Regions from separate parts of the Homo sapiens genome. Here regions 2 and 3 are each linked to region 1. Evidence: read pairs that join two places in POLR2A ChIA-PET (ENCODE). Cell type or tissue: Caco-2. All regions are shown on one strand. Each heading gives the region's core, and the rest is flanking DNA. Links, peaks and the distances in the headings are about the cores only. Region 1 holds the start of SS18L2 (SS18 like 2). Region 2 overlaps VIPR1 (vasoactive intestinal peptide receptor 1). Region 3 has its middle 43 kb from the start of TRAK1.

What was found. ChIA-PET counts read pairs that join two places held together with the same protein. Peaks named below come from ENCODE experiments on the same cell type or tissue, not always from the same donor. Only the 100,000 strongest peaks of a DNase experiment are listed, where the experiment ranks them.
Region 2: POLR2A ChIA-PET joins it to region 1 with 6 read pairs; 10 of 35 experiments call an interaction of 5 or more read pairs at or near these places.
Region 3: POLR2A ChIA-PET joins it to region 1 with 5 read pairs; 4 of 35 experiments call an interaction of 5 or more read pairs at or near these places.

The regions. Positions count from the first base shown.
Region 1 is chr3:42,584,828-42,594,748 of GRCh38, reverse strand. SS18L2 (SS18 like 2) reads right to left here and starts at 3,889. Exons shown (of 3, transcript NM_001370300.1): 1 at 3,783-3,889; 2 at 3,148-3,224; 3 at 1-327. The coding sequence starts at 3,851. The coding sequence ends at 240. It also overlaps a transcript of SEC22C not described here. In Caco-2, for the core only: no CTCF peak of the experiment used is centred there; a DNase peak (open chromatin) is centred at 3,968; H3K4me3 peaks cover 2,159 bases.
Region 2 is chr3:42,507,273-42,517,193 of GRCh38, reverse strand. It overlaps VIPR1 (vasoactive intestinal peptide receptor 1), which reads right to left. Exons shown (of 13, transcript NM_004624.4): 2 at 3,340-3,445. Among named protein-coding and RNA genes, the nearest start is that of VIPR1, 9.6 kb to the right of the region's middle. RefSeq lists an enhancer at 9,543-9,837. In Caco-2, for the core only: no CTCF peak of the experiment used is centred there; DNase peaks (open chromatin) are centred at 6,653 and 9,683.
Region 3 is chr3:42,043,892-42,053,812 of GRCh38, reverse strand. It overlaps a transcript of TRAK1 not described here and the pseudogene RPL7AP83. Among named protein-coding and RNA genes, the nearest start is that of TRAK1, 43 kb to the left of the region's middle. RefSeq lists an enhancer at 1,790-2,291. In Caco-2, for the core only: no CTCF peak of the experiment used is centred there; no DNase peak of the experiment used is centred there.

The sequences.
Region 1 (9,921 bases), core at 1,797-6,796:
CACCTGGGCTCAACTTATTGAGGGATTTGCTTAATTATTTAAAAAATATTTACATGAGAATACAGCTAAGTTAGTAGCTTTCTTCACATTTTCACGTTTCGAAAGAGCCACAGAGGTTTCATTCATGTTTTAACCAGTTGAGTTGGTAAAGACCCTGTCTCCATTTTGTAAGAGATGGATTACATTCAATTACTCCTCACGACAGCCAAATGGAAGATTATTCTATTGCTTTTGAAAGATTATTCCATTGCTTTTGAAGTGCTGGTTGGACTGGCATCTGCAATGGTAGCCAAATAAATGAGATTTCTATGTAACACATGCTGGTACCTATGGGCAAAAAAACAGGCAAAAATCAGAGGCTTGTTTTTACCGACCATGAACAAAAAACTGGAAAATAATTTACCCACTCTAGTGGAATGGCTCATCCACTGACTGGATGATTCAGTGTTATCAACCTTCTTGTTTAACATATTTAAGGAAAATATAGTCAGATTCTCACCCATTCTTACTGATTACTTTCATAGCTACTATCATTTCTTGCTTGAACTATTGCAGTAGACACCTAGTCTCCCAGATCTATCTTTGCGCACCTACTTTATTCTCCACATAACAGCCTGAGAGATTACTGTACAATTTAAATCAAAATCATGTTATATGTCTATTCAAAACCTTCCAAAGGCTCCCATCTCATTCAGGTAAAGGTGAGCTGTTCTTGTGTCCTAATAAGGCCCTACATGATGGGGGCCTCCAGTCCCCCTCTGATCTCACCTCTTATGGCTATACCTTTGTTCACTGAATACTGGCCACAGTGGCCTCCTTCTGTGACTTGAAGATATCCGGCACACTCCTACTAGGGGGCTTTTCCACCTGATGCTTTCTCTGTCTTACTTATCTCACTATGCCTTACTACTGCATAGCTGGCTCCCTTACCCCAGGTCTCTACTCAAATATCACCTTATCAGACATACCATGTATAAAATAGCACTCCTCCCCCCACTTACTCTGCTTTATTCTTATTCAAAGCACTTATTATTATGTGCCTAATTATACATTTCCTTATAGATTCTAGAGTCTAGAATGTCAGCTCTGTGAGTGCAGAGCTGGTATCTGTTTTACTATGGATTTCCCAGAGTCTGAAACAGTGCCTGGTACCAGGAGTACAATTGTCCCTTGGTATCCACAGAGGATTGGTTCCAGGACACCTCCCTCCTCCCCTTAGATATCAAAATCTGAGGATGCTCGAGCTCAAGTCCCTTATAAAAAATGGCATAGTATTTGTATATAACCTACACACAGCCTTCCATATCATATACTTTAATTTATTTATTTATTGAGACGGAGTCTTGCTCTGTCACCCAGGCTAGAGTGCAGTGGCGTGATCTTGGCTCACTGCAACCTCCACCTCCTGGGTTCAAGCAATTCTCCTGCCTCGGCCTCCCAAGTAGCTGGGATTACAGGCACACACCACGCCTGGCTAATTTTTGTATTTTTAGTTTTTAGTAGAGATGGGGTTTTGCCATGTTGGCCAGGCTGGTATTGAACTCCTGACCTCAGATGATCTGCCCGCCTCAGCCTCCCACTGTAATGCCACAGTACTGGGATTACAGGGATGAGCCACCACACCTGGCTCACAGTTTAAATAATCTCTAGATTACTTATAATAACTAATACAACTTAAATGCCATATAAATAGTTGTTATACTGTATTTTTTTTATTGTTGTGTTGCTATTTTTCATTGTTTTGTGCTCCCCAATATTTTTGAAATGCAATGCAGAACCCATGGATACAGAGGACCAACTGTACTTATAAAATATCTGTTCAACAACTTCAAGAAGGGACAAAACATTTTCATGATCAACATAAGTTTACGGTGGGGGGGGTAGAGTTCTTCACCCAAAAAAATAAATCAGACAAGGGCTCAGAAAGCATGGCCTGTGCAATTGAAAAACCCCACTAGGAGATTTTGATAACTTTCTTACCCTTGGGTTGAGAATTACTGTACCAAATGGAATGTTTTGCAACCATTTTTCATATAGAAAAAGGAGAAGGTATTTACCATAAACTTTTAAAAATCAAATTACCAAATGCCAGAGTCAGATGTAAAGATTTACCCAAAAACTGATATCTCTACTATTCTATTAAGGTATTCAGTGAGGGACTGTAGGTAATTTTTCTAGGGGGTAGGGATTGTGAAACATTTCTTCAGTAACAATGAAATAATATATTTTTCTATAAGAAATGGGCATAAGGTCGGCCGTGGTGGCTCATGCCTGTAATTCCAACACTTTGGGAGGTCGAGGTGGGTGGATCATCTGAGGTCAGGAGTTTGAGACCAGTCTGGCCAACATGGTGAAACCCTGTCTCTACTACAAATATAAAAATTAGCAGGGCGTGGTGGCACACGCCTGTAGTCCCAGCTACTCAGAGGCTGAGGCACGAGAATTGCTTGAACCTCAGAGGTGGAGGTTGCAGTGAGCCGAGATTGCACCACTGCACTCCAGCCTGGGTGACAGAGGGAGACTGTCTCAAAAAGAAAAAAAAAAAGAAAAGAAAAAAATGGGCGTAATACCTGGACTAGATTCGGAAAAGAGACTCAGACTCTATTTTCTCTCATTTTGGTATCTACTTAGGGAGTGCATTAAATTATTATGCACAATTTACCTTTGACTTAACTTGTAAATCCTTTGTTTGTCTTTGTGTGTGTGTCACTAACAGACTGACGGGAAGTTAGAAATGAGAGGAAGCTTAGCAGTCAAATGGCCTGACCCCTTCACTTAACAGAGAAAGGATGAGGCAGGGATCCAAGATGAGAAAGGGGCCATGGCTCTAATCTCCTGAGCTTAGTTTTCTGTGTGCTCTCACCCCCATCCCTGTTGTCATCAGCCGGCATAGCTTTGAGTGAAGGAGGCTTTGCAGTGAGAATAATTCACATTTTGAAGAAAGAGCCACGTCTGACTCCAGGCTCCGCAGTGTACTCGTTGTATGGTCTTGGGCAGGTTGGCAAACTCTTTGAGCCTCTCTTTCCTCAGTTCAAAGAGGGGCTTAACTGCGATCAATCACCCAAGACTCTTAGTTCGAGAAAGCACCGCATCACACAGGCTTCCCCTCTACCCACAGGTCAGGGGCGCGGGGGTGGGGGTACTTACTGCACGCACTCGTTCCCGCGGCCCTTGTTCTGATACTCCACAATACAGCGGATCAGCTGGTCATTCTCCTCAAGGAGCTGAAAGATCAGAGAAAGAAAGGGTCAGTGCAGGCCGGGCGCAGTGGCTCACGCCTGTAACCCCGGCCCTTTGGGAGGCCGATCTAGGCGGATCACGAGGTCAGGAGTTCGAGACTAGCCTGGCCAACATGGGGAAACCCCATACTAAAAATACAAAAATTAGCCGGGAGTGGCGTCGCGCTCCTGTAATCCCAGCTACTCAGGAGGCTGAGGCAGGAGACTCGCTTGAAGCCAGGAAGCGGTGGTTTCAGTGAGCCAAGATGCACCACTGCACTCCAGCCTGGGCGACAGAGCGGGACTCCGTCTCAAAAAAAAAAAAAAAAGGAGAGAAAGGGTTAGTGCAGTGTGACGTCTGGACGGCGGGGGACCGAACCCCATGCCGGGGTCCTGCCCCGGCGCCTGTGCTGATTTCGTGCCCATCTCACCCCGCACCCCGGCTGCTCAGCACCCTTCACAGTCAGCTGGGAGGCCGCTCACTACAGGATGCTTCTCGCACCCCGCAGCCCCTCGGGATCCCGACTTCTCTCCGCCCGCCCGCCCGCCCGCGTGGATGCTCACCCGCTGGATAGTCTCTTGATTGACTTCCGCCTTGCCCCTCAGCCAGTCCGGTACGAAGGCCACCGACATCCCGAGGAACCTCCGGAACCACGACCGCCAAGCAACTCGACCCACGATAGGTGGGGCCTACGCTCTCGAAGTTGATTGGATGCTCCCGCCTACAGGGCGGGGTACAGAAGGGACGTCATTTGTGACTGGACGCGCAAGAGCTATACTCAGCGCTTTCCTCGGTCCCAGCCCCCAGAACGCCGGGGGCGTTTTCGTATCCTTTGCGCTTGCGCAGTCTGGAGAGCGAAACTTGTGGGTTGGGGCTGGGTCTACTGCTGACCTACCTGGCGTCAGCACCTCCAGTGTTAGGCTGTGCATGCTTTTTTTTTTTTTGAGATGGAGTCTCGCTCTGTCGCCCAGGCTGGAGTGCAGTGGCGCATCTCAGCTCACTGCAAGCTCCGCCTCCTGGGACTACAGGCGCCCGCCACCACGCCCGTCTAATTTTTTGTATTAGTAGAGACGGGGTTTCACCATATTAGCCAGGATGGTCTCGGTCTCCTGACCTCGTGATCCGCCCGCCTCGGCCTCCCAAAGTGCTGGGTGTGCATACTCAATCTATCTGCAGGAGCGGTTTGCTCGGCTTCACCCAGCGTGTCTGGCACCCAGATACATGGCTTCAGATCCATTGTCCTCTCTACATCACTCTGTGCCTCCAGGTCTGCATCTGGAGCATGAACATTGGCTATGGCATTGTCTCCTGCCAGGCCAAATCTGCAGGCCAGGAAAACTCTGGTATTAGCTTTACTCTTTGCTGAACGAGAAATTCGCGTTTTTCCACATAGCCTGGACTTATTTGGGGCAGGAATAATGCTTATTAGGTTGGCAACCCTAAAAAGCACTGGTATTTTCTCCATTTTACAGATGACGAAACAGGTTAAGTAACTTGCCCAAGGTTCCTTAGCAAAGCCAGTCTCTGAATACGGGCAGCCTGGCTTTAGAACTCTCACCCTTAACAACCCGGGACTGCCCAGGCACCATACCGCAAAGGTGTTGTGCCGCAAGATGCAAGGAGGAAGCTGGACATACCTTCTTGGGCCACATGGTTACTCCTGGTGACCACTGCAACTGAATTGGTTGTAGTCTTCTAGACCAGTGGTCCCCAGCCTTTTTGGCACCAGGAATTGGTTTCGTGGAAGACAATTTTTCTTGTCTTCCACGGAGGTGGGGGTGGTTTTGGTATGAAACTCTTTTACCTCACATCAGCAGGCATTAGATTCTCATTAGGAGCGCGCAACCTAGATCTCTTGCAAGTCCAGTTCACAATAGGGTTCACGCTCCTGTGAGAATCTAATGCTCCCGCTGATCCTAATGCCCCCGCTGATCTGAGGGGGCAGAATGCTCGGCGGTAATGCTTATCCGCCCTCTGCTCACCTCCTGCTATGCGGTACCGGTCCCCTGTTCTAGCCATCCGTGGTGGATGTGGTAACAAGATTCGTTTTCCCTGGAGTGAGCAGCGGCCACTTCATTTAGGAGGGAGATCTTGGGAACCTACACTCCTAAAAAGGGGAGGTCCCTAGAGCTTTATTCCCCTGAGTGGTGGCCCTGATCCTGAGCAAGCTCATCTGCTTTACTGGGCTTTCTCTCCACAATCCCTTTATTCAAACCTGTGAAAAGGCAGCTTTCATCCCATTTCTTTTTTCTTTTTTTTTTGAGACAGAGTCTCGCTCTGTCACCCAGGCTGGAGTGCAGTGGTGTGATCTCGGCTCACTGCAACCTCTGCCTCCCGGGTTCAAGCGATTCTCCTGCCTCAGCCTGCTGAGTAGCTGGAATTACAGGTGCCTGCCACCACACCCGGCTAATTTTTTTTTTTGTATCTTTAGTAGACATGGGGTTTCACCATATTGGTCAGGCTAGTCTTGAACTCCTGACCTCGTGATCCGCCCGCTTCGGCCTCCAAAAGTGCTGGGATTACAGGTGTGAGCTACTGTGCCCGGCCTGCTTTCATCCCATTTCACAGAGAGGTAAACCCGGTGAGAGAAGTGAGGTAACACCTGAGCTGGGGCGGACTCAGGGCTTCCTGGTTACCAAGCCTGCACTGTTAACTCCACATCAGGCTTCCTCCTCAGGAAAATTCCCCAAAGCTTTCAGAGACACAGAGTGGGCAGAAAAGGAAACATCAGGAGCAGGATACAGGTCTTCCGTAGTTCCACTCAGCCCTATTCCTGTTTAGACAAGTGAGGAATGACAATAACATGAGATGGTCCAGACAACAATCCTCCCACCTGTGAAAGCTTCCCTGGGATTATGGGCATGAACCACCATGCCCGGCCTATACTTTTGTTCATAAAGTTTAAGTGACTTGCTTACCAATCTTATGCAAAATTTCATGTAATTTATATAATACTATATAACATAATGCTACATATGGTATGTATATATACACACAAAGATCTGTCCTGGGTATTAAGTATCTTACCTGTAGGCTTTATGTTTATGGCTCTGAAATGGAGGGAACTGGGACATACATGTTTTGAGGAATAAAGTGAAGGGGTTTTTTTGTTGTTGTTGTTTTTTGATACAAAGTCTTATTCTGTTGCCCAAGCTGGAGTGCATTGGTGCAATCTCAGCTCACTGTAACCTCCACCTCCCAGGTTCAAGCAATTCTCCTGCCTCAGCCTCCCGAGTAGTCTGGGACTACAGGCATAAGCCACCATGCCCAGCTAATTTTTTTGTATTTTTAGTAGAGATGGGGTTTCTCTATGTTGGCCAGGCTGGTCTTGAACTCCTGACCTCATGATCTGTCTGCCTCGGCCTCCCAAAGTGCTGGGATTACAGGCGTGAGCCACCGTGCCTGGCCCCGGTTTTTGTTGTTGTTGTTGTTATTGTTGTTTTTGTTTTTGTTTTTTTGAGACAGTTTCACTCTTGTTGCCCAGGCTGGAGTGCAATGGTGCAATCTCGGCTCACTGCAACCTCCACCTCCGGGGTTCCAGCAATTCTCCTGCCTCAGCCTCCCAAGTGGCCAGGATTACAGGCATGCACCACCACGCCCAGCTAATTTTGTGTTTTTGGTAGAGATGGGGGTTTTTACCATGTTGGTCAGGCTGGTCTTGAACTCCTGACCTCAGGTGAACCACCCACCTCAGCCTCCCAAAATGCTAAGATTACAGGTGTGAGCCACAGAGCCTGGCCTAAAGCGAAGGTTTTGAGTGAGGTTTATATAAGGATTTGATTTTTTTTTTTTTTGAGACGGAGTCTCGCTCTGTCGCCCAGGCTGGAGTGCTGTGGCACGATCTCGGCTCACTGCAAGCTCCGCCTCCCAGGTTCATGCCATTCTCCTGCCTCAGCTTCCCCAGTAGCTGGGACTACAGGCGCTCGCCATCACGCCCGGCTAATTTTTTGTATTTTTTTTTTTTCAGTAGAGACGGGGTTCCACTGTGTTAGCCAGGATGGTCTCGATTTCCTGACCTCGTGATCCGCCTGCCTCGGCCTCCCAAAGTGCTGGGATTACAGGCGTGAGCCACCGCACCTGGACTGATTGGTTTTTTAACATCATTAAAGTTTCTATCAGGTAAAAAAAAATGAGATGGTGTTAGGGTGAGGCAGGTGTTATAGGGGACCAACCTGTTCCAGCATACAGGGAAAGACCTCCAGAAGAAAAGGTTTATAAAGGCAGTATAAAGGCAAAGTGGAGGTTAAGCAGGACACAGGTGTCCAGATTCTGTACTCTCCTAGGAGTAATGGGAGCCATGGATGGTTTTAGGCAGAAGAATGATGAAGCCTGAGATGCATTTAGAGTTTTATTGGCTGTAACATGGTGAAAGTTAGGGAAGACGCCCAGATGAGAAACAAAAAGAACAGTGACAAGGCTGCTACAAGCATGCAGGCCAGAGATAGTGGGAGCAATGAGAAAAGAAGTGTGTGCATTTGAAAGACATTAGAAGTAGATTTGGCAGGCCTTAGTGATCAAGTGGGGAGGGAAAGAAAAGGGAAATTAGGGATGCCTTCTGGGGTTCTGGGTTAAGCAACTGAGAAACTGGTGATGCCCCTTATGTAGGCAGGGAACAGTGGGGGAGATGCTGGAATGGAAATGAAGGTGATATATTCAGTTGTGGAAATGTACAGTGTGAGGTGATGTCAAACGATGTTGAGGCTTGTGGCTATTTGGGGCTGAAACTCAGGGACAAAGGCTAGGTTGGAGATACAGCTTTGAGAAACATCACTTGTAGAAACTGACTGGAACTATGTAGTGGATAAGACTGCCTAAGGAGAATGTGATAGTTTCTCTTATGGCAGAGGAAAAGAAGCTGCAATGGAGACTGAGGGGAGAAAGAGACTAGAGATATAGGAAGAGGAAAACCAGGAGAGTGGGGGTTATGGCTTTTTTTTTTTTTTTAAACAGTGACTGAAAAGGACATACAGGACAGCAATGACAAATGCTGTTGAAAGGTCAAGGAAGGGGTGGGTGCAGTGGCTCACACCTGTAATGCCAGCACTTTGGGAGGCCGAGGTAGGCAGATCACTTGAGGTCAGGAGTTTGAGACCAGCCTGGCTAACATGTTGAAACCCTGTCTCTACTAAAAATACAAAAATTAGCCAGGCATGGTGGCACAGGCCTGTAGTCCCAGCTACTTGGGAGGCTGAGGCTGGAGGATCACTTGAATCCGGCAGGCAGAGGTTGCAGTAAGCCTCAGTGCCATTGCACTCCAGCCTGGGTGACAGAGCGAGACTCTGTCTCAACAACAACAACAAAAGAACAAGGAAGAATAAAGACTAGGTCTTTGAGGAGGGCATTTTCAGTGATATGGTGAAACAGGTATCAGAACTGCAGGGGACTGAGAAATAATGAAAGGTGAAGGTGAAGCAATGGAGTGTTCACATATAGACCACTTTTTCCATGAGGTTTGGTTGTAAAGGGGAGAGGGGAAAGAAGGTGGTAGCTGGAAGGAGAGGAGTTGTCTGGAGCTAAGGGACATCACTTTGATGGTTGCTCTTTCTTCAGTAACGGAGGTTCCTGGGAGAGCAAGCGGGGGAGGGGGGGTTGAAGAGTGGGAGATCTGGGGAGCATGCAGGATATTTGGAAGTTGATTTTGGGGGAGAGCTGGAGAGAGAGCTGCCTTGGCAAATAGGAGCGCTGAAAGGTGTTGAGGACCTAGTTGAAGTTGACAATGTATGTAGCACTGATCTGTGTGGTTGTGAGATTTTGTCCAGCAGCACTTAGAGCCAAGAAGCAGATTCAGAGAAGACAGAAGGTTGGATTCTTCCAGGATTGTAGTGCTGCCAGATGGGTGTTACTATCCTTCTAGTTATGCCAGAAAGATAACTGTGCAAGGAATATAAGTATATTGGGAAGAATGTGATGGAGGTGATAAACCCTGAACTCTCAGCTGATGGGGAAGGAAATGAAGACTCGATGGAGCTTATAAATAAAACAAAGTAGAGGGACAAATGAACTGGAAGTTTCTGCAGGCTAGAGAAACCATGAAAGGAATTCAGAGAATAGCAGAAGGACAGATGAAAGATCAGGTGTCTGCATTTATAACTTCAGAGGTGGAGCTCTTCTGTGGTCCAGGGTGTTACCCTAGGAGTGGAGGACTGAAGAGGACTGGAAGAGAAAGACTCTGGAGTTGACTGTGAACCTGGAGCCAAAGTGAACAATGATTGGAGATGAGAGCTAGGACTTTAGGTACTACATCTCACCCCTGTTGTCCAATCTACCATGGTGCCTGAACCACACCAGTTGCACCAGTCAGAGAGTGTAAGGTCCTGTTCTAAAGCACTCGCACCACAAGTTTTGAGAGCCCAATTCCCCATATTTGTTTGTTTGTTTTGTTTTGTTTTGTTTGTTTTTTGAGATGGAGTTTCGCTCTTGTAGGTCAGGCTGGAGTGCAATGGTGCGATCTCGGCTTACTGCAGCCTCCTCCTCCCAGGTTCAAGTGATTCTCCTGCCTCAGCCTCCCAAGTAGCTGGGATCACAGATGTCCACCATCACGCCCGGCTAATTTTTGTAATTTTTCAATAGAGACGGGGTTTTGCCATGTTGGACAGGCTGGTCCCTGACCTCGTGATCCACCCACCTTGGCCTCCCAAAGTGCTGGGATTATAGGTGTGAGCCACCACACCTGGCCCCAATTCCCCATATTTGAAGAGCACT
Region 2 (9,921 bases), core at 4,736-9,735, 80 kb after region 1:
GGGGCACTTTCTGGGGCTGCAGCAGTCAGGCCACATCTATAGCTGAAGGCTGAGGAGGACACCTGGATCCCTAGGGCTTGGCCAGAGATTGCAGCCTTCCTTGGTCATGGACCCTGACCACTTTTCCCCCAACCTGTCTTGAGGGCTCTTGTGGCCTCATGTTGGCTGTCAGTCCCTCTTCCATTCTGGGCCAGCTTCTCTGAAAGCTGAGTAGGGGCACTTCAGGTCAGTCAAACCCTGCTGGGGGTTCAAGACCCTGTTAAGAATATCAGCAAACATTCATATAACATTTGCATGTGCCAGGCACTGTTCTAACCTCTTTGGATGAATAACTTATTTAATGCTTCCATTTCACAGATGAGGAAATGGAGGCACAGACTGATTAGAAAACCAGCTCAAGGTCATGTTGCTGGTAAGCGGTACAGTCTATTCCCACTCCTCTTGGTTGGAAGGCCTGTCATTTCTCTGGGAATTTTGCTGCTGCTGGACTTTGTTTACCCCTCTCTGACAGCACTGGGCACGCCCTGTTTTGTAGGCCGGCTATTGTGTCTGAGTCCCTGCCAGACTTTGGGCTCTCTAAACCTCCGGCTGCCAGCACAGGCCAGGGAGTGAATCCGGGGCTGGGTCTCTGGCCCTGAGCTCTGCTTCACTGCAGTGGGACAGAAGAGAGGAAACCAGGCCCTGCCCTTGGGAGGCCACACTTGGCCTCAAGGAATCTCAGCATAACCAAGGCTGGGCTGTGAACTGGTGCTGGGGTGTAGGGCAGCCAGCAGGGCAGGGGAGCAGGATGAGAGGCCAATATGAGGGACATGGTCAGGGAAGCAGGGGACGGGGTGACAGCCATGAATATACTTGGTACCTGGAATGGCCTGTTGTCCTGGGCTAGGCAACGGGAGTATTTCCTGTGTGCCTGCCCTAATGAGGCCCCATAGGTCCCATCACACATGTCACCAGGCCTACAGAAATACAGGGCCCAGGCTGGCTGTGTGTGCCCACAGGTGGGGCTGTGCCCTCAGCAGGAAAGCCCAACCCAGAGCTTGGGGTAAGGGATGGTGAGGCAAGATGAGGTGGGGCCTCTGCTGTGTCATTTTGTAGACTTGTGTGCACACAGAGATACACACACTGACATGTACATGCCAGTACACAGAACACCAGGCACACATGCAAACATGCACACATGTACACTTACCTGAACACAGACCACAGACACAAGCAAATGGGCACAGAGAGACACACAACTCACAGAGACATACATTCAGAGAGACAGACATGTCTGGGTGTATCACTGACATTCACACTGATAGACATACAAGCCAACACACAGAGACACAGCACACTGGGCAGACACATCTAGGCATGTCGAGATGGCATGTGCCCAAGCTTAAATAGACACACACTTCTGACTCACAAAGATACTCAGAGTCAGACACAGAGCTATAGACCCCAGAGGCACAGACGCAGCTCCAGACAGACATGGGCCAGGAGCGCATACCTAGATGTGCATGAACACGCACAGAGCCCTACAGAAGGTCACGGGCAGACCCATGGCCACAACCTATGCTGGCCCTTCTCTGCATCCCAGCCTGGCTGCTGGTGACAGGGTGTTGGCACCCGACGGGAACGCTGTGCCAGCAGTGACCTCATTGGAATCACGAGGGTGGCCTGTCCCCAGGCGTGGGAGGTGCGCAGTGGAGTCTAGAGTCTGGGCCTCTTGGGGCTGCCTATGATCCCACCGCTGGGGCCTGCCAAAGCCTGTCTGCACCTGGTCCTGGCTCCCTGCACTGGTGGAGTGGGGTGGGGCCTGTAGGTAGTGGGCAGGCCCAGCCACCCCGTGACCCATGCCTCAGTCTCTGGGCCCTAGAGTCAAGGGGTTGTCCTGCTTTGAGACAAGGGTAGGCAAAGCCCATCTGTGAGGCTACACATACTCACTTACAGAACAGGAGGCAGACAGCCTGGGCACCAGGGCCAAGAAGAGGGACCCAGAAGGGGTTACATAACTGTCAGCTTTAGAGAGGTGGAAGGGGAACTAGGGAGCCAGGAAGACGTAAAGATGCTCCCTGCTCCTGAGCAAGGCTGTTACATAACTGTAAGCTCAGCCGCGGGGAGATGGCCTGGGATGGAGGCCCAGAACGGGCCCAGCCATCTCATGCCTCCAGCCCAGACATGCCAGGCTGGTGTCCCTGGCAGTAAGACTTGAACCTGCCAACCATGCCCCACTCCCCATGGGAAGTCTGCCTCAGTGCCTCCCACCTTCCCAGACTCTCTGTTTCTCCAAACCTGCTCACCCCTCCAAGTCTGGTTCAAGTGGTACCAAAGAATTCCATCCATTCTTACCTGGGGCTGCTGAGTCAAAAGGAGGGTGCTGTCATCTGTCCTGATAGCCCTGCTGTCCAGTCTTGGTAGCTGGGCACTACCCTTCACACTGCCAGGTGGGGCTCTCCCAGCCCCCTGAGGAGGAGTGGCTGGGGCCCTCATGTGCTCAGCCCCTGGGGCTGACCTTGACTTGTCTCATCAGCCGAATAATGAGCTGATGGTTCATCTGGCCACTAAGGGTGGGTTGGGATGGAGAGGCCAGTGTGTTTGCCTGTATGTGTATGCTTAGGGGCTGGGCGTGTGTGTATGTGTGTGTGTGTGTGTGTGTGTGTGTGTGTGGTGTCACTATCGGTCCTCTGGATGTAGCAGAGGCAGAGCCTGGGGTTGAGAGGGAGGAGTGGGCCTCAGTTTCCAGGCTGAATATTGGCTGTGGTGAGTATTCCACATCTTTCCAGACAAAACTTGTGCCCCTTCTTGCTCGGGACCACTAAGATGGCTTTGAGCTTCCATGTGGTCCCTGTGGGGGTCACATATTGTGACTGAATGTGCCTCTTCTTCCTCTGGAGATGCTAACAGTACAATGTTCTAATCCTGGAGTGTGGTGTTATGGGGCTAATTCTCCCATGCCAGCTCCAGGGGGTCCTGGAACCTGCCTGCCCTCATTGGTCACAGATCCCCCACCACATAGCACCCTGGGCCTTGTGTCCTGGGTGGGCTGGCCGCCATGGAGATCTTCACTTTTCCTGGAGAAGAGGGATAGGGACCCCCAGAGGCAGAGTTGGCTCCATGTACTTTTCAGAACCCCAATTTAGTATGTCCTCCTTAGCTGCGGCTGGGAGCTCCCCAGACCTGGGGTGGGAATGTGGAAGCCTGTTAGCCCCTTTCTTCTTCCATCTGGCTCCCCAGCCGCTCCTCACCATCATCCAATAAATGTGGAACGAACGTGACTTGGATCTCAGCTTGAGACATGAGGAATCTTGGGCTCCCTGGGGGCATGCAGCCCCTCTCTGCCCATGGGGGCCTCACCTATTGTCTCATTCTCCAGCTGGGCCTCCTCCAGGCACTGCTTGTGCTGCACCTCGATCATCTGCACATAGTCACACTCCTCCTGCAGCCTGGCCGCCTGGCCGCCCTGAGAACAAAGACAGGGAGGGCCCATCAGCCTCGTCCATAGACTCAGGAGCACCAGGCCCAGTCTCTGGACTGCACCTGCCCTCTCCCTGGAAGAGATCCAAGTTCCAGATGGAACCCCAATACCAACCCAAGACTGAAACCTGAACCTGACCCCAACCTGTTGTCCATTGCCCCCAAACCTGGGTCGGCCCCGAGGACCCTGCCACAGCTTCTTGATGGCTCCCCCATTAGTGCTGCAGCTGTAACTGCTTTGTCTCTTTGCGGGTGGCACAACTCCAGATGGCGGCAAGAGGGCCTCCCCTTAGAGGCCTGAGCTGGCCCTCTGGACTCTGCCACTCTCCAGCTTGGTTTGAGAGTCTGTCCCTGTCTTGATCTCCCTGATGAGTGGGGCCAGCTCGTGCTACTACTCTGTTATGTGGAGTTGGATCCTGGCCTCTGGTTCCCAGGGCCAGCCCTGGGAAGAATCCAGGAGTCTAGCTGTATTTTCCAGCTTCTGTCATTCCAGGATTCTGTGCTCAGTCCCCTGGGTCACCAGGCTAGGGAGGGGACTCTGGCCTTCCTTGCCCAGACCTCACCTGCCTCCTTTTTAGTTTCTAAATAATTCAAGCTATACCAGATCTACTGAGGGTGGGGAGGTTTAAGGAAGTAAGAGAGCCCCTCTAGGATCCCACCAGGCCTCCCCTGCTTCTGGAAGGTGAAGAGAAGGGATGGAAAAGTCCAAGCTTCTCCTCTTCCCCTCCCTGTACCCTGGCCAGGGATCAGGGGTGGGCCAGACCAGTGTGACTGGGGTCACTGACCTTGTGGAAGACATGTGAGTGGGGGTGATGGCTGTCTAGGAATAGCCAGAAAAAACAGGTCTTGGGAACTCTTAGATGGGTGTGGGTGGGTGAAGGCCTCCATGGAGGAAGCGTTGGACTGGCAGCACCTTCTGCGTCTTTGGCTTTAGAAAAGTGGTTGCTGGCCCCGGCAACCCCACACCAGTTTCCTCATCTCTGCCTGGGAGAAGAATGTCAGTTTCCACCAGGGCCATAGAAGAGAGTCCAGCAAGACCACTCCAGAATCAGACATTCTCAGTGTCTCCTCCAGCTTGTCCCTCCCACCCTGGGACAGGGTCCTTACCTCCCTGGGCCTCAGTTTCTCTGTAGGCTACGTGGGCCTCAACCACCTCCCCTGCCGACTTAGAGATTCTTGAAGTGGGTCCGTGGGAAGAACATAGGTGGGGGACCTTCCTTTAAGGGGGTCCCTCCTGGCCTGCAGGCACCAAAGTGCTTAGTACTTTGACCATTGTTTTAAGTAAATCAGCTCCATTTACTGGGATGTGCATCCCAGCTGGCAGCCAGCAATCCATTGCTGCGGAGGGAGAGGGGTCCAAGCTGAAGCTGAACAACTCAGTGCCTAAGAAGCTGCACAGCCAAGTCCTTTCCACCCCAAACAGCTCTCTCATTCCTGTTGAGGGCTCTCTGGTGGAGCCTCTGTCTCACAGGTCACCTGCAGGCCAACACTCCCAGAAGCAGCTAGCACCATGGTTGACCTCGTCCAGGTCCAGGGAAGGCCTCCCTCTCCAGGACTCCTTTAGATTTCCCCAGCATCCAGACCTCACCTGCCTAAGTGCTGTTGCCCTGGAAGCCACAGTGAGCACGAGCTCCATCTTGCACCTTTACCAGCCAATGGGGGTAAAGACATTAGCTGGTAAGTCATTTAAAACTTATTGAAAGTAACACAGTTGTGTGATGGAGCATGATACAGTTACTCGTATAACTGTTAAAAGATAGGAGACTTCAAGGAAACTGTCTGTGGTTCCTCTTTGGGGTCATGTGCTTTCTCTCCTTCCCATAAGGGTTACTCAGGCTGAAATGCTCAAGACACTCTGTCTCAAGGGATTTGTGGCTGTTTCATCCTCAAGTATAGGGGGAATAGTGGCCAGGAAGATCTCAGAGGTGGCTTCTGGAAGAGGAATCTGGGTACTGGCTACCCTGCCTTGTGTCCCATCATTGGTCTGTCTTGCCTGTCTTGGAGCACATTTCTCACCAAGGTACCATCCCAACCCCATCTCCCACCAGCAACAGGGTTCTTTCTGCTTTCTGGCCCCTTCCCAGCGTCTCCTGATTCTCCTGTCCATTCTTATCTCTCATAACACTGTAACGTCAAAACAGGATGGATGGTAGCAGATATCTCTTGTTTCTGCCTTCCACCATCCTTTACTCTCTTCTGGTGCCATGTCCTCATCTGTGTCTGGGAAACAACCTCCTTCCCTACCTCTAGTTCATGGAGTTCTGATGAACCCTCTTCCAGGGGATTGACATGTGACCAAGGCTTAAGTCCATCAGAGCATTCCTGGCCACAGTGCCTGACACATGGCCTGAGTCAGGCTACTCAGAGCCAGGAGGCTCACTCCTGGGACTTTGGATTAAGTGATTAAGAAAGTGAATTTGGTTTTTCCCCACTGGACTGGAAACCTTAAAGGAAGCAAGGGCTCAAGCTTCTGCTGTCTTCTTGTTGACAAGTGGAACACACGGATAAAAACTATACAGCTGAAGGCAGAATAGAGAGATGGAGAAAAATCAGGTTCTCTTAATATTGTCTGGGTCTGTGAATGCAGCCATGCCTGAAACCAGCTCTACTGCTAGCAACATGAGCTGATGCCTTTCCTTTATGGCTTGGATCAGTTGAGTTTTCTGTTGGTCGCTGTAAACAAAAGTGTCCAGCCTTGCCCTCTGAGGACAAGATAATGGACGCCCTCACTTTCTGGGCCTTCTTAAGCCAGGACTGTGGCCATATAGTTTGCCAAGAAATATTTGTTTCCCAATCACCATGGGCGCCTAGGATTTCTGGCAGCTTCTGCTTGCGACTCTCTGAGGGTAGAAGAGTGTTGGGTCAACTTCTCCAGCCAACTCTGCCCCCTCAGCAGCACAGACACACAGCCCTTCCTTAGAGGCAGTTTGGAGAGAAAGGAGGGGTGGGTACCGAAGCCTGTGGTGTTTATGAAACAGTGGGTGTGGTCTGGAAGATGAGCTCTCTCTTTGTCACAATTTAGTTTAGTGTTGAGCCCTATCTGGGGAGGGGTAGAGGAAATGGAGACCCAAAGAGGGACCTGAGGTCACCCAGCAAATGCGCATTCCCAGATGGGACCTAAGTCTCTGACCGCTGGTCTGGACTGCATCAATCCTTCAACACAGCCTCGCCTTGGACCCTCTGGTCAACCATTGCCCTTTGAGGGACCGGGCCAGGGCAGCTCCCTCTAGTCCTTATCACTAAGGAATTCAGGCAGACTTTGGACTTCCTCTCCCACTTATTTATTTCCCTATTCTAAACATCCTCATTATCCCTCTGGACTTCAGGAACACAGAGAGAGTTGAAAAATTCCCTGGCTGAATATAGCCAAGTCTACTGATGTCAGGGAAGTGTTCCAGGGTGGGATATAGCTGGAGTCTGGGCTTCCTACAGAATGGGTATGCTGTACTCATTCTGTAGAGGTAGGTCATGGAGGATGTGCAAGTTAGACAATTAGAAGTGGAGTAAGAGCACCCCAGAAAGTAGAGCAGCGTGTGCACAGGCATGGAGGCATGAAAATGCCTAATACATGCAAGGCTGTGAGAAGCCTGGTGTAGCTGCAGCAAGGAGTTCTGGGGGCATCAGGAGACAAGTTGAGAGATGTAGACTGGGGTAGGATTGGGAAGGGCCTGGAATGCCAGTTTTCAAGTGTGAGCTTTCACTCCTAGGCCATGGGGGCCAACAGAGACTTGAAGCAGGAGACTGAGGATGGGGGATACACATTTTACAAAGATCCCTCAGGTTGCAGGTGGTGGGGCTGAAAGCTACTGCACCAGTCCAGGCAGGAACTGATGAAGCCTGGGCAGGACAGTGGGTATAAAGAGAGGGCACAGAGAGGAGGGGGCAGGTGGAATGAACAAGACTTGGTTAGTCCCTGTCTCCAACTAGACTCAGGATTCTCCTGCCAACTCCCTGTCATTCACCTCCCACATCCCGCTAGCCCCATGGCAGAGGACAGAAGAAGACCAGGATGGAGAAGATGCTGTGGACTTCTTCAGTCTTCTTCAGCCTGGGTCCCTTCTGGGCTTAGGAACTCCTGCCCCAAAGAAGGTGCTGAGAGCCCAGCCTGGACCAAAACTCTCTAGCCTCAGCTCAACGGCAGGGTCAGGCTGCCTTTAAGCTTACTTTTTGGAGCTCAGTCAAGCATAGGAATTGGTGAGGGGCTAGAGAGAAAGCCCTGCTTTTTCCTGTCCATGTGGGGTTCTCTGAGATCTGGAGCAAAGGCTAGGTGTGGTGATGGGGGTATGGGTGAAGATGCTGGGAGTTGTAGCTGTTAGATGCAAGGGGCTCTGAAAGACAGGGTGGGCCATGCTCAGGTTCGTAGGCCATGTTCAATCCCCTCAAGGGAAGCCTGAGACCACAGCTACTGCCTCGAATCAGAAGCCCCAGCCTCATCATCTGGGGCCAGAGAACTAGGGCAGGAGGAGCCAAGTAGCACAGCAGGAAGCATGAGTCCCTCCGAGGAGAAGCTGGTCTCTGAGAGGAGCACAGAATGCAGCAGGCTGGATAAGGTGAGGCAGGAGAAAGAACTGTCTGCAAATTGCCAAGCATGCAGAGCCTCCATGGATGATTTGTGCTTCTGAGGTTTGTCAAGAGGGCTATTTTATTTTTTTCCAGCCTGCAACTGTTAATGGAGGCAGGGGAATGGGGAGTAGAGGACAGGGGGCTCAGGAGTGGTTTCATTTACCCTCTCCCACATGACCCTAGCCCTTTACAGAAACCATCTCATATCTCACGACTTATTTACTCTACTCTGCCAGCCCCCTGCTGAAATCATGGGGTAAAAAAGAGACACAGGGGGAATGGAGGAGCCAGAGAGAAAGCAGTGTGATCACAGGCACACAGGACAGCAGCTCACCTTCCCATCCTTGCTGGCTTTTGCACGTGAGTGGGCGAGAACGTGCAGCCCTTGTAGTTGGGAGGCAAGAGGGGAGAGAGGAGAGAAAAGGTGGGAGGAGGAAGGGCAGAAAAGGAGTGGGTAAAGGACATAAGTTGGATCATGGGATCCAGGAGTCACAAAAGAAAGGAGAAACATGCTCCCAGCTTTGCAGAGAGCACTAAAGGAAATCAAAATAAGACTTCCCCTCATTGCAGGGCAGCCTGCTAGGGTGATGGGAATGTATAATAGTTTGACCTGGGCAGTGGTGACACAGGTGTACACATATGTGACAATTCACTGAGCTGTCAATTCAGATTTCTATATTTTACTAATTTTAAAAATATCTAAAGTCCCAGCGCAGCATGTGACACGCCGTCGCCCACCCTGGAAGTAGTAGCCCCTCTTCACGAGGTGGCAGAGCCTAGTTCAGACCACAGGTTCCAGAATGAGACTGTCTGCTGCTTCCTGGCTGGATGACTTGGGCAATTTACTCAACTTCATCTATAAAATGGGGACAATAACAATACCACCTACTTCTAGAATTGGGGTTGAGGGTCACATGTAAAAGACACCAGCCAGGCACCAGGGGGGTTAGCAGCGACTGCCAAAGCTCTAGTCCAGTCCTCATGCCAGGCTGCCCCTGCTGTCCACATCCAAGCCTAGCCACAGCCGTAGTGCCTTGCATAACCCCAGGTAGGCTGAAGGTCCTACCCACTGACAAGTGCCAGCCGTACCCACCAGAGGTCTCAAGTCTGCCAGTTACCTTCGCCCCGTACTGATTTCTCTTCCTTGTATTTTTACATCCCTTAGCCAACAGCCCAAAGCCTCCCCGCTGCAAATTCTTTTTTTTTTTTTTTTTTGCCAGCCTCACTTCCTCTTGGGGAAGGCTGAGCTCTGGTAGAAGAAGAGAATGAGAACTGCTGTGTGAGTGTTGATGGGGATGGGGAGGAAGAGGGGGAGACATAAGGATACAGGATTGTGCTTTGGGTAAGAAGAACTTTCCACATCTCAGAGTGATATCAGGACAAGGGCTCTCATAATTAGCAGAACCCAAGCACAGACACTTAGCTTGTTCCCATCTAAGGGTTCTTCTTGGAAGGTTTCTTTTGGGGGCATGAAGCCTTTATTTGCAGAGGAACACAGGCTAAGCATTTAGTTTAAATCCTCTGCTGCTTGTTCACGATCCTGGCCACACCTAGGGAACTGGAGTTTGCAGGACTCAGCTTATAAACACAGTGCCTGTGGGTGACGTTGGTGTTGGAGCCACCTGCAGAGGGCTGGACTCCAGCACAGGCAGCCACAAGGCTATGAGTCCTTAGTACATGGAGATTGGTTGGTGGCCTCTTCCCCCTCCTCTGGTGACCTGCTGTGCAGGAAGAACTTGTTTTGAAGTTAGGTAGTAGGAGGCACTTCCTGAGAGATAATGGGCCGCATGAGAGGGGCTGCACGAAAAGACTGGGTCCTCCCAGTGGAGGCTAGCCTGAGGCTCACTGCCAAGGCACCCTGCTTTCTCCCTGCCAGCTCGCTGGACAGTCCCGTCAGAC
Region 3 (9,921 bases), core at 2,247-7,246, 540 kb after region 1:
AAAGCAAAGGTAGCCCTCGGCACGTGGGGTTTCATTTTCCCTTGGTGAGGGAGGGGAAAGGCGGTATGATGGACTTGGGATACTCCTTCACCCGGGCAGTTCAGGCCTACTCTACTTGACCAGCCCAGGTCAGGCAGGGGCAGCGTGGACTTGGCTCGGGCAGGTCCTGGGTGTGGGTGCCAACCCAGCTTTTGCCAGGTCCTCTGGGCCTAGATCCTGGGGGCGGGGTGAGGAGGCAGTGGCTTCCATAATACTGATTTCTCCAGCCTACACCAGGGTCCAGGAGGAAAGAAGCCCATACCACAGAATGGGGCCCTACACAAAGTATCCCCAGCTCCCCCAAGAAGGCTGACTCCCCACCCCATCCCCAGAACAGTCATTTGCCCTAAGGGTCCTCTTTTACCCTCCCCCTTTGCCATCCCCCGCCCCCCCCCCCCACCCGACTCTGAATGGGACTGCAGTCTTTTCTCTCTGAGTGCCTTTTTTTCTGGAGGCAGGGAGGGGGAGGCGGTCCATTATCCACCTTTTCTTTTTCTTCACACGGAAAATGAGCTCGGCTATCACACTACACGAACTGTAAACATTAGAGAAAAGTCAGCCAGACAGAGTCCATAAGGTCCACTAGCTTACACAAACGGGAAAGAAAAGACTTCACTGTGTGGGCCACTGCCTGGGAGAAGCAAGATCTCATAAAAACAGCCATTGTTCAGAAGGAAAGAATCAGACAGCTTTAGTCCAGGCAGCACATGAAAAAGCAACATTCAGCCAGCTTGCAGAGTCAGGAAATCTAAATGGCAATGGAGTAGCCCAGTCAGTCAGCTCCCCCTGTCTTTCCCCTTAACAGAGGTCCAAAATGTGCCAGTAGCACCAACAACTCCAAATGCCTTGGGAAAATGACTTCTTCGGGGACTACGCATTCAGCCACCAGTTTTCTCAGAGCTGGGGACCTCTGATAGCCACTGACATCCTGGAGCCCTTACCACCTCAGTCCTTAACACTGTGGTGTCACGGGACTCTTTCATAATGGGGGAGGGGGCAATACAGAACAATGCATACAATGGGATCCCAACTAGATTAAATGCACATCCTGCATGCACACAGAATAAAGATTAGAAGGAAATCCCCAGTATGCCAACTGTTATCACTGGCATCCACACGAGACCCAGTTACTTCTTCACATGACGCAGAGTAGCCCAAGTTATTTTTTTCCTTCAAGACTGAATCATGCTTTTTGCTCCAATTGGCTACTTTCCTAAATCAGAGGCTGAATCTGCTCAACAATAGCATAAGAGGCCTTAAGCTGGAGGGTTATTTCCCTGAGGAAGCCTCAGATAAGACTACTGTTCCCTCCTTCCAGGCTATGTGGGAGCAACCCCCAAACCCAGAAGGACTGACTTTTGCACCAGTCTACAAGATCATCTAAACCAGTAAAGAGCATCAGAATCTCCTGAAGGGCTTGTTAGAACACAGATTGCTGGGCCCCCATGCCTGAGTTTCTGAGGTCTGAAGACCCAAGAATTTGCATTTCTGACAAGCTCCCAGTGATGCTGACGGTACTGGTTGGGGACTATAGTGAGGGCTACTGCTGAAAGAGCAAGTAATGTCAAGCCACATAATCCCTAAGATATGACACAATGGACTGTTCAGCACAGGGCTGATGCCATGTCCCTTAGAGACCCGCCCAGGTGGTGCTTCTTTAATTTATAATCATCTTTAACTACTTTGTGAGTTTGGACTTCACAGATTACTCCTTGCTTCTGATGGAGTCTGCAGATTTAATCATTCAAAAGCTGGTCACATGCTAAGCTGTCATATCACAAAGGCACAGGGTGGCTTCCAAATGAGTCACGTCACTGGGTAGTAGAGAAGATAGGGCTCAAAGAGGAATAAGTTTAAGAAGGAAAAAAATCTCAGCCACACACATCTGGATAGCCACCAGGACTGTATTCTGGGAATTGGGGGTGAAGCAGCCAGACCTCCATTGTCTTTCATGTCTTAAAAGATAAAGGTCTCTCAGTCTCCCAGATCACTCAGAATTCTCCATCCTATCTTTCTCATAATGGCTCATTCAAGTGCAAGTAGCAAAGGGCTAGCCATCTCCTCTGAGCCTTTGAAGGCCAGTTCACTCAGGTCGTGGGCCATCGAATAGCCACTCAGCTGCTCAAGCTGGTCCATATGGAGAAAGGACAGCCAAAGCAAGAAAATAAGCTGCAGATGTTGGCCCAGGATTTAGAGAAAGCTGCAGATAAAGGGGAAGTCCCTGCTAAGAGCATCTGACCTTCCAACAGGGTTAATACCATCCCCACCTTGGTGGAAAATGAGAAGGCATGGATCCACTGGGTTGGCTGTCTTCCTCCCTCTCTTGGGCATAGAATGGAGGCTCCCTACTGAATTATCAAAGGAAACGCCATAGAAAAATCTGCACCACCCTCACCTTCACTGGTTAATTCAGACAACTAAGAGCTCTCTCTGGCTAGAATGGTGAAAGCTATCAGGATCTACAACAATGACAGATATGATGAGATCTGCACTGCTGGGGAGGCAATGCCCTGGGCCACAAACCCAAGGCTTGCACAGCCAAGCCCACCTGGAAAAGACAAAGGCCAAACAAGTTGCCATGAAACTGGATTAAAAATTAAATGAATGCCAGGCGCGGCAGCTCAAGCCCATAATCCCTGCACTTTGGGAGACCAAGGCAGGTAGACTGCTTGTGCCCAGGAGTTCAAGACCAGCCTGGGAAACATGGCGAGACCCAACTGCTACAAAAAATAATAAAATTTAAAATTTTTAAGAATTAAATGTATAATGTGAGCTCTTCTGCACATAAAAATAAAAATTCTCCTTCAAAATAAGAAAGTGAACCAGAGGGTCTCCGACTTTATTTCCTTAATTCCCACCAAAGTGACCATAAAGGAAGTTTTTAAAAGATATAATAATGACCAGCCTGGCCAACATGGTGAAACCCCGTCTCTACTAAAAATACAAAAATTAGCTGGGCGCGGTGGCACAGGCCTGTAATCCCAGCTACTCAGAAGGCTGAGGCAGGAGAATTGCTTGAACCCAGGAAGTGGAGGTTGCAGTGAGCTGAGATAGCACTACTGTACTCCAACCTGGGCAATAGAGCAAGACTCCATCTCAAAAAAAATAAAAATTAAAAATAAGATATAATAAACCCACAAGGACAAAGAAAACGGAAAAAAGGATGAAAATTTTTGACAGATTTTTGGAAGATGAAAAAACAGCTAGACAAAGCCTAACTGCCTTAATGGGACAAGGCCAAGATTACCTGCAGGGGTCCCAAGGAAAAGCGATGAACTCTAAGGGGGTTCAGGGCTTGTAGGAACTGGGCTTTGGAGGGTAGTAAGGGAGAATCAGGCTTATAGCTAAAAACGGGAGGACTGACCCAAGGTTCATATAAATGAGCACTGATACCTCTCCAGCTCCTGCAGGTCCTCACCTTCCTGAACGCCCGGGCAATGGTCCCTTCTCCACTGCAGCAGAAACTGATCAGAGAAAGTGAACACACAAGCTTAGGCTCTGGAACACCAGGCACAAATGAAAGTAGGATTGAGAATGGATTGTAAATCTATACTTAGCAGTGTAAGACCCCCGACTCTCACACCCCCCCACCCTCAGTTCCCTTCCCCAACTCGACTGACAAAGCATCATCAGCCAAGCAGGGGACTGGAGGGCTCCCCTCTGGGCAAACCAACCAGTCCAAGGGAAAAAACTACCAATACCCAAACAGTCCCCGGTGAAAAAGGCCAAGTGTCTTATTGTTCATAACACAGCCCTACTGTCAACAAGCCCTGCTCTGCACATAGAGCTCCAGCCAGCTCCCTCAAATGAGGACAACCAAAGACCACTAGACACCTGAGGAAAGCCTCCAACTTGCAGACAGACACCAAAGCAAACAGAGAAAGAAGCCAGGAAACAGAGACGATGCATAGAACAGAAGAAAACTTCCAAAAATCATCATTAATGCCTTCAGAGAGAGAAGGCACTGTATCCAGAAAATAAGACTAGGACACTCATTCCAAAAAAGTTAGGAGGGGCTTTTGAAAGCTACAAAGAAAGCTTTTGAAAATTAAAGAATAGTAGAAATAAGAAAAATAAAAGGACTAAGGATAAAGCTGAGGAAATACCAAACAAATGAAAGAATGAGAATTAAGAATAGAGAATGAAGAAAAACAGAGGATCAATTCCAGAGGATATCCAGATTGAGAAAACAGAGGGACAATGAGAGGAGGAAATTATCAAAGAAATGATACAAGAAACCTTCCTAGAAATAAAGAATATAAACTTCTAGATGGAAAGGTTCATACTAAGAAATGGGTGATGGAAAAAGTAAGTAAATAAATAAATAAATAATTTTAAAAAATAGATGGAAAGGGCCCACTGAGTGCCTGGCATAATGAATTTTAAAAGTACCACCCAGTACCCCAAAATTTAGATATTTCTAAAAGCTTTCAGAGAAAAAAAAAATGAATGACATAAAAAAGGAAGAGGAACCAAGATGGCAAAAGACTTCTTAACAACAGGTGGTTAAAAGAACTATGAGGGAAAATTATTTCAACCTAGAATTCCATATCCATTTCAACCAGCAGTCAAGCATGGGAGCAGAATAAAAATAACATCCCTGCTGGGTGCGGTGGTTCATGCCTGCAAGGCCAAAGTGAGTGGATCACTTGAGTCCAGGAGTTCAAGACCAGCCTGGGCAACATGGTGAAACTCCGTTTCTACTAAAAACCCCAAAAAATACCTGGGCATGATGGTGGGCACCTGTAATCCCAACTATTCAAAAGGCTGATGCAGAAGGATTGCTTGAGGCCACGAGGTTGAGACTGCAGTGAGCTCAACATAGTGGGGAACAGAGTGACACCCTGTCTCAGAAGATAAAAATAATAATGTCCCATGTACAAGGATATTATTTAGAATGACAGAGGCAGGCCAGGCACAGTGGCTCACATCTGTAATCCCAGCACTTTGGGAGGCTGAGGCAAGTGGATTGCTTTGAGCTCATGAGCTCAAGACCAGCCTGGGCAACATGGGGAAACCCCGTCTCTACTAAAAATACAAAAATTGTTGTGGGGTGTGCTGGTGTGCGCCTGTGGTCCCAGCTACTCAGGAAGCTGAGATGGGAGGATCCCTTGAGCCCAGGGTGGAGGTTGCAGTGAGCTGAGATCGCACCACTGCACTCCAGTCTAGGTGACAGACAAAGACACTGTCTCAAAAAAAAAAAAAAAGAAAAGAACTGTAGAGGAAAAAAAGAACTGTAACCGAAGAAAAAGAAAAAGTTACAAGTTAGAAACAGTGACTTTTCGGGAACAAGACTAAGAGTAGAGCAGGTGGAACACAGAATAGAATCCACAGTGGTTTTCATTGACCTTTGAGTAGCATTTGCCTTTTTTAAAACCACATACATGGAATTAGCAGGAAATACATTGAACTGAGAGCCATGCTGACATTACTCTTGGGCACTGTGGTGGCTCATGCCTGTAATCCCAAAACTTTAGTTTTGTGCACTGTGAGTATGCACAAAAGTAAAGTTATTTCAGACCCGTGGTAAACTCTACAGGTTCAACGGCCTATCTCTCAGTAGATAAAATGTAAGGAAAAGAAAGGCCTGGAGGGGGACCTGCAGATTGAAAAAGACAACATACATATCAAGTTCTTAAGAACAGGCAAAATTTTATGTTGCCTAGAGATTATGATAAAAAGATGGCAGTTACTCTTGGAGTGGAGGAGAGAGGGGTTACTAAGGAAGCTGGCAAAGTTCTATTTTCTGACCTGGATGTTTATTGTAGAAGGATTTATCTTATAATTCACCATCCTATTACTGTTTTGTGTGGCTTTGTGCATGTGATTTTACCAAAAAAAAAAAAAAAAAGAAAAGAAACTATGGGGGGGAGTGTTTTAAAAAGCTATGTGCATATGATTGCCTTGATGAAAATGAATTATTTAAAAATAAAGTCAGGCAGACGTAACACACACAGAAGTTTCTCTGGCAAGATGTTCCCTGCTACCAACACTAGGTATTTCTGAGTAGTACAATTTGGGATGGTTTCTTACTTTCATCTCTTTCCTAAATAATTGGAACCTTTAAAATTGGTTGGAACACAAAAATAGTCATTATTTTACATTAAAGTTAACTATAGGTATCTATGGGTGCCAGAGTTTCCATCTTCCTTCTTTTGTCCTGACTTTACCTAATTAATGCCAAACCTAGAAGTGTGGGACAGAAATTAGAAAAAGTAAATCTTAAGTCCACTTTTCTACTTTTCAGATCTGCTAAAGGATCAGCTTTTATGGCCAGATGTGGTGGCTTACGCCTGTAATCCCAACACTGGGAGGCTAAGGCAGGAATGTGGCTTAAAGTCAGGAGTTCAAGACCAGCCTGGGAAACAAAGCAAGACCCCATCTCTACAAAAAGTTAAAAAAAAAAAAAAATCACCCGGGCACAGTGGTGTGTACCTGTAGTCCCAGCTTCTTGGAAGGCTGAGGTGGGAGGATCACTTGAGCCCAGGAGTTCAAGGCTGCAGTGAGCTATGATCATGCCACTACAATCCAGCCTGGGCGACAGATTTAAAAAAAAAAAAAAAAAAAAAAAAAGATCAGTTTTTGTGAGAGTATTTATACTCCCCTTGTCTCCATTAAACATATGAAGACAATTCAGGTACACAATAACTATGCATTTTTAGAACAGCTTTTCCTTTTAAAAAGTACAAGCTAATACCTTGGCCATGTTTAACTTAAAGAATGAATTTAAATAGTAAGTATTAAAATGTTATCCTAAATTAGATAAATCTATGAGTATCTTCCATTCTAATCAGTTTCCATAACCCCTTAAAAACTAAATGAAATTGAGGCCATCCTAATTTAAAAAATAATAATTTCAGGGCACTCAGGAAATAAATACCAAAGCTCATGAAATCCAGAATCAATAACCAAAAAGCACGCACATATTGAAAAGGAAGAGAAAACTACTCAATTAGCACCATTAGTGCTTAGGGGTTTATGATGGGGAATTAGTCTTAGGGGGAAAAATTTACATTTCTTCCACCCAAAGCAAGTACTATAAATTCTAGCAGACACTGTGCCTTCTAGTCTACATCAGACTTGACAATGGTAAACATAGTGATTAATCTTCTCCCTTCAGAAGGGCTCCAAGCATTCTGTAGACATCCTCTTAATTCCATCTTCCCAGCAGTGGGGATACTAAAGTCAGAGGAACTCTAGGCACCAGCTCATTTATCCTCTGGCTTGTTAGATGAGCCAATAAATCCCTCCAGAAGGGAAGCCCAGGCAGCCAGGCGAGATGGCCAAAGGGCCATCGAAACCCTCATTCCTCTAACTCTACCCTGCCGTAGAGACGTGGCCCCTATTCCCAACCTTCCCAGGTTATGGCCTCCTAAGGGTCTCTTAGGAGTTCCTGAACGGTGTAAAAATTATGTGTGGTCTTTTTTTTTTTTTTAAATGTTCTCTACAGAAGATTTAAATCAACAAAAAGATATAAAATTGCAAAGGTTGCTCAGTCAAAACCATGATTATCAAGGAAGCAAAGCTTCTGGTTCCAAATTTGGTAATCTGCTACCCATGTTAAGTTTCCAGTTTTTATCTGGTTGCCCTTCAGTTTAGGGACCACTGGCCCAGAACACACATTACTGGCTTAGATACCGGCCTGACATAGGAAAGAGAGTGGTAGGGTGAAGAGAGTCATTCTCTGCAGGCTCAGAGATGTGTAGGCACAAGGACTCCCGCTATGTAATATACTGAATTGCTCAATTATCCAAAGTCCACATAAGCAAAAAGCTCAAATAAACAGATTTTTCAAACTGTCTGTATATGCTAATAGGCAATTATAGCAATGGCCCTGGAATATAGGCCTGATTCAGAACTCAGTAACTCTGAATAAAGCACATTATAAAGTGTTTCAATTTACTAAACACAGCAGCCTGATATCTAACCATCCCAGGTAAAAGAGTCTTGGCTAAGGGTGGTAGCCAGATGGCACTGCCTCAGAATCACAGAATAACTGCTGGTGGGGATAAGAGCTGGACTCCCCAGTCTGGGTCCTGGATCCCAACCACAGGTGTAAATTCAAGTCCAGCAAATGCCCCCTACTCCCATCTCTCCAAAGTCTGTACAAGGTGTACTCAGCAGCCAGAGCTTACGCATTAGCATTAGGCAAAGGGTGTTTTCCCACCACCTAGGATCGGATCCATGCTGACCCACCACCTCACAGAGAACAATGGGTTTATGTTTTTTGGGGTTTTTTGAGGCTGAGTCTTGCTCTGTCGCCCAAGCTAGAGTGTAGTGGCATGATCTGGGCTCACTGCAACCTCTGCCTCCTGGGTTCAAGAGATTCTCCTGCCTCAGCCTCCCTAGTAGCTGGGATTACAGGCACGCGCCACTATGCCTGGCTAATTTTTGTACTTTTAGTAGAGATGGGGTTTCGTCATGTTGGCCAGGCTGGTCTCAAACTCCTGACCTCAGGTGATCTGCCCACCTCAGCCTCCCAAAGTGCTGGGATTATAGGCGTGAGTCACCATGCCCGGCCTGGGTTTATGGTTTAAATGAGTAATAATGTGATTCCTCCTTCAAAATTTTTACCCTCAAATAGTTCCCACAGTAGGTTTCCTTTAACAGAAGCATGAGTCCAGCTTCTAAATACAGTTAAAACAAACAAACAAAAAATACATGTTTGTAGAGAAGTAATGCACTATGAAATGCATCCTCAGGAGCATACATTTATGGTAACAATAGATTTCTCCTTTGAAAAATTTTAATCACCACATTTCAAAATTGCCACATCCAATTTCCTGATTAGGAAAAAAAACAAATCTTTAAAAAAACACACAAGCATCAGCTGGCAAAGTTTTTATTTTCTTAAGCACATTGGTTTTGTAGCTCTAGCTTCCAAAACTAAGGTAACATAAAAATCCAGAGAAATCGTGTAATTGAAGTAAAAAAAAACAGAGCACAGGAAAGAAAACAGAGAAAATTGGCAGCAGACTCGTGGCTGTTTCAGTGGTTGATCTTTGCCATGAAATCTTCTTAATAACAAATAGAGCATTTATTAATAAGCATTTAACCTGTAGCACCTCCCCTTCTCCCCATGCAGATGGAGGAGGCTCCCACATCGGCTCTACCAGGGAGCTCAAGAAACAGCCACACACAGCTGGCAAGTGGCACAGACAGCCTTGAACTTGAGCCTTCTGGCTCCAGAGCCCAACCTCTGCAAATCCAATTTGTTGACTCTACTTTCTAGGAAAGTTGCCCTCTTAAACAGAGAAAAGTCCTTCCATTTAACACAACCAATATTCAAATGGCCTTCAAGAAAATACAATGGGCTAGGCACAATGGCTCACTTCTGTATTCCCAGCACTTTGGGAGACCGAGGCAAGTGGATCTCTTGAGCTCAGGAGTTCGAGACCAGCCCGGGTAGCACGGTGAAACCCTGTCTCTACCAAGAATACAAAAAATTAGCCAAGTGTGGTGGTGTGCACCTGTGGTTCCAGCTACTAGGGAGGTTGAGGTGGGAGGATTGCCTGAGCCTGACAGGCAGAGGTTGCAGTGAGCTGTGATTGTGCCACTGCACTCCAGCCTGGGCGACAGAGCAAGACCCTGTTTCAAAAAATAAATAAATAAAATGAAAAGCAGATGGGGATGAAAAGGACAGACTGGACACTGAGGCAGAACTGAAAAATTGATTTAAAATTCCAAAATCAGTTTTAAGATCCAAAATCAAACAATCCAGTGCCTTGGGCCACCTGAAAGCTGGGCTTCTGCCCAGGCCCAGGGCCCACCAGCAGATGACAAACACATGAGTTCCCATTTTCAAAATAGTAAACTTGACCACAGAAATAATTTTGTTTTATTTATAATAAATTTTAAAGTAATTTTAAAAAAAAAGGTGGC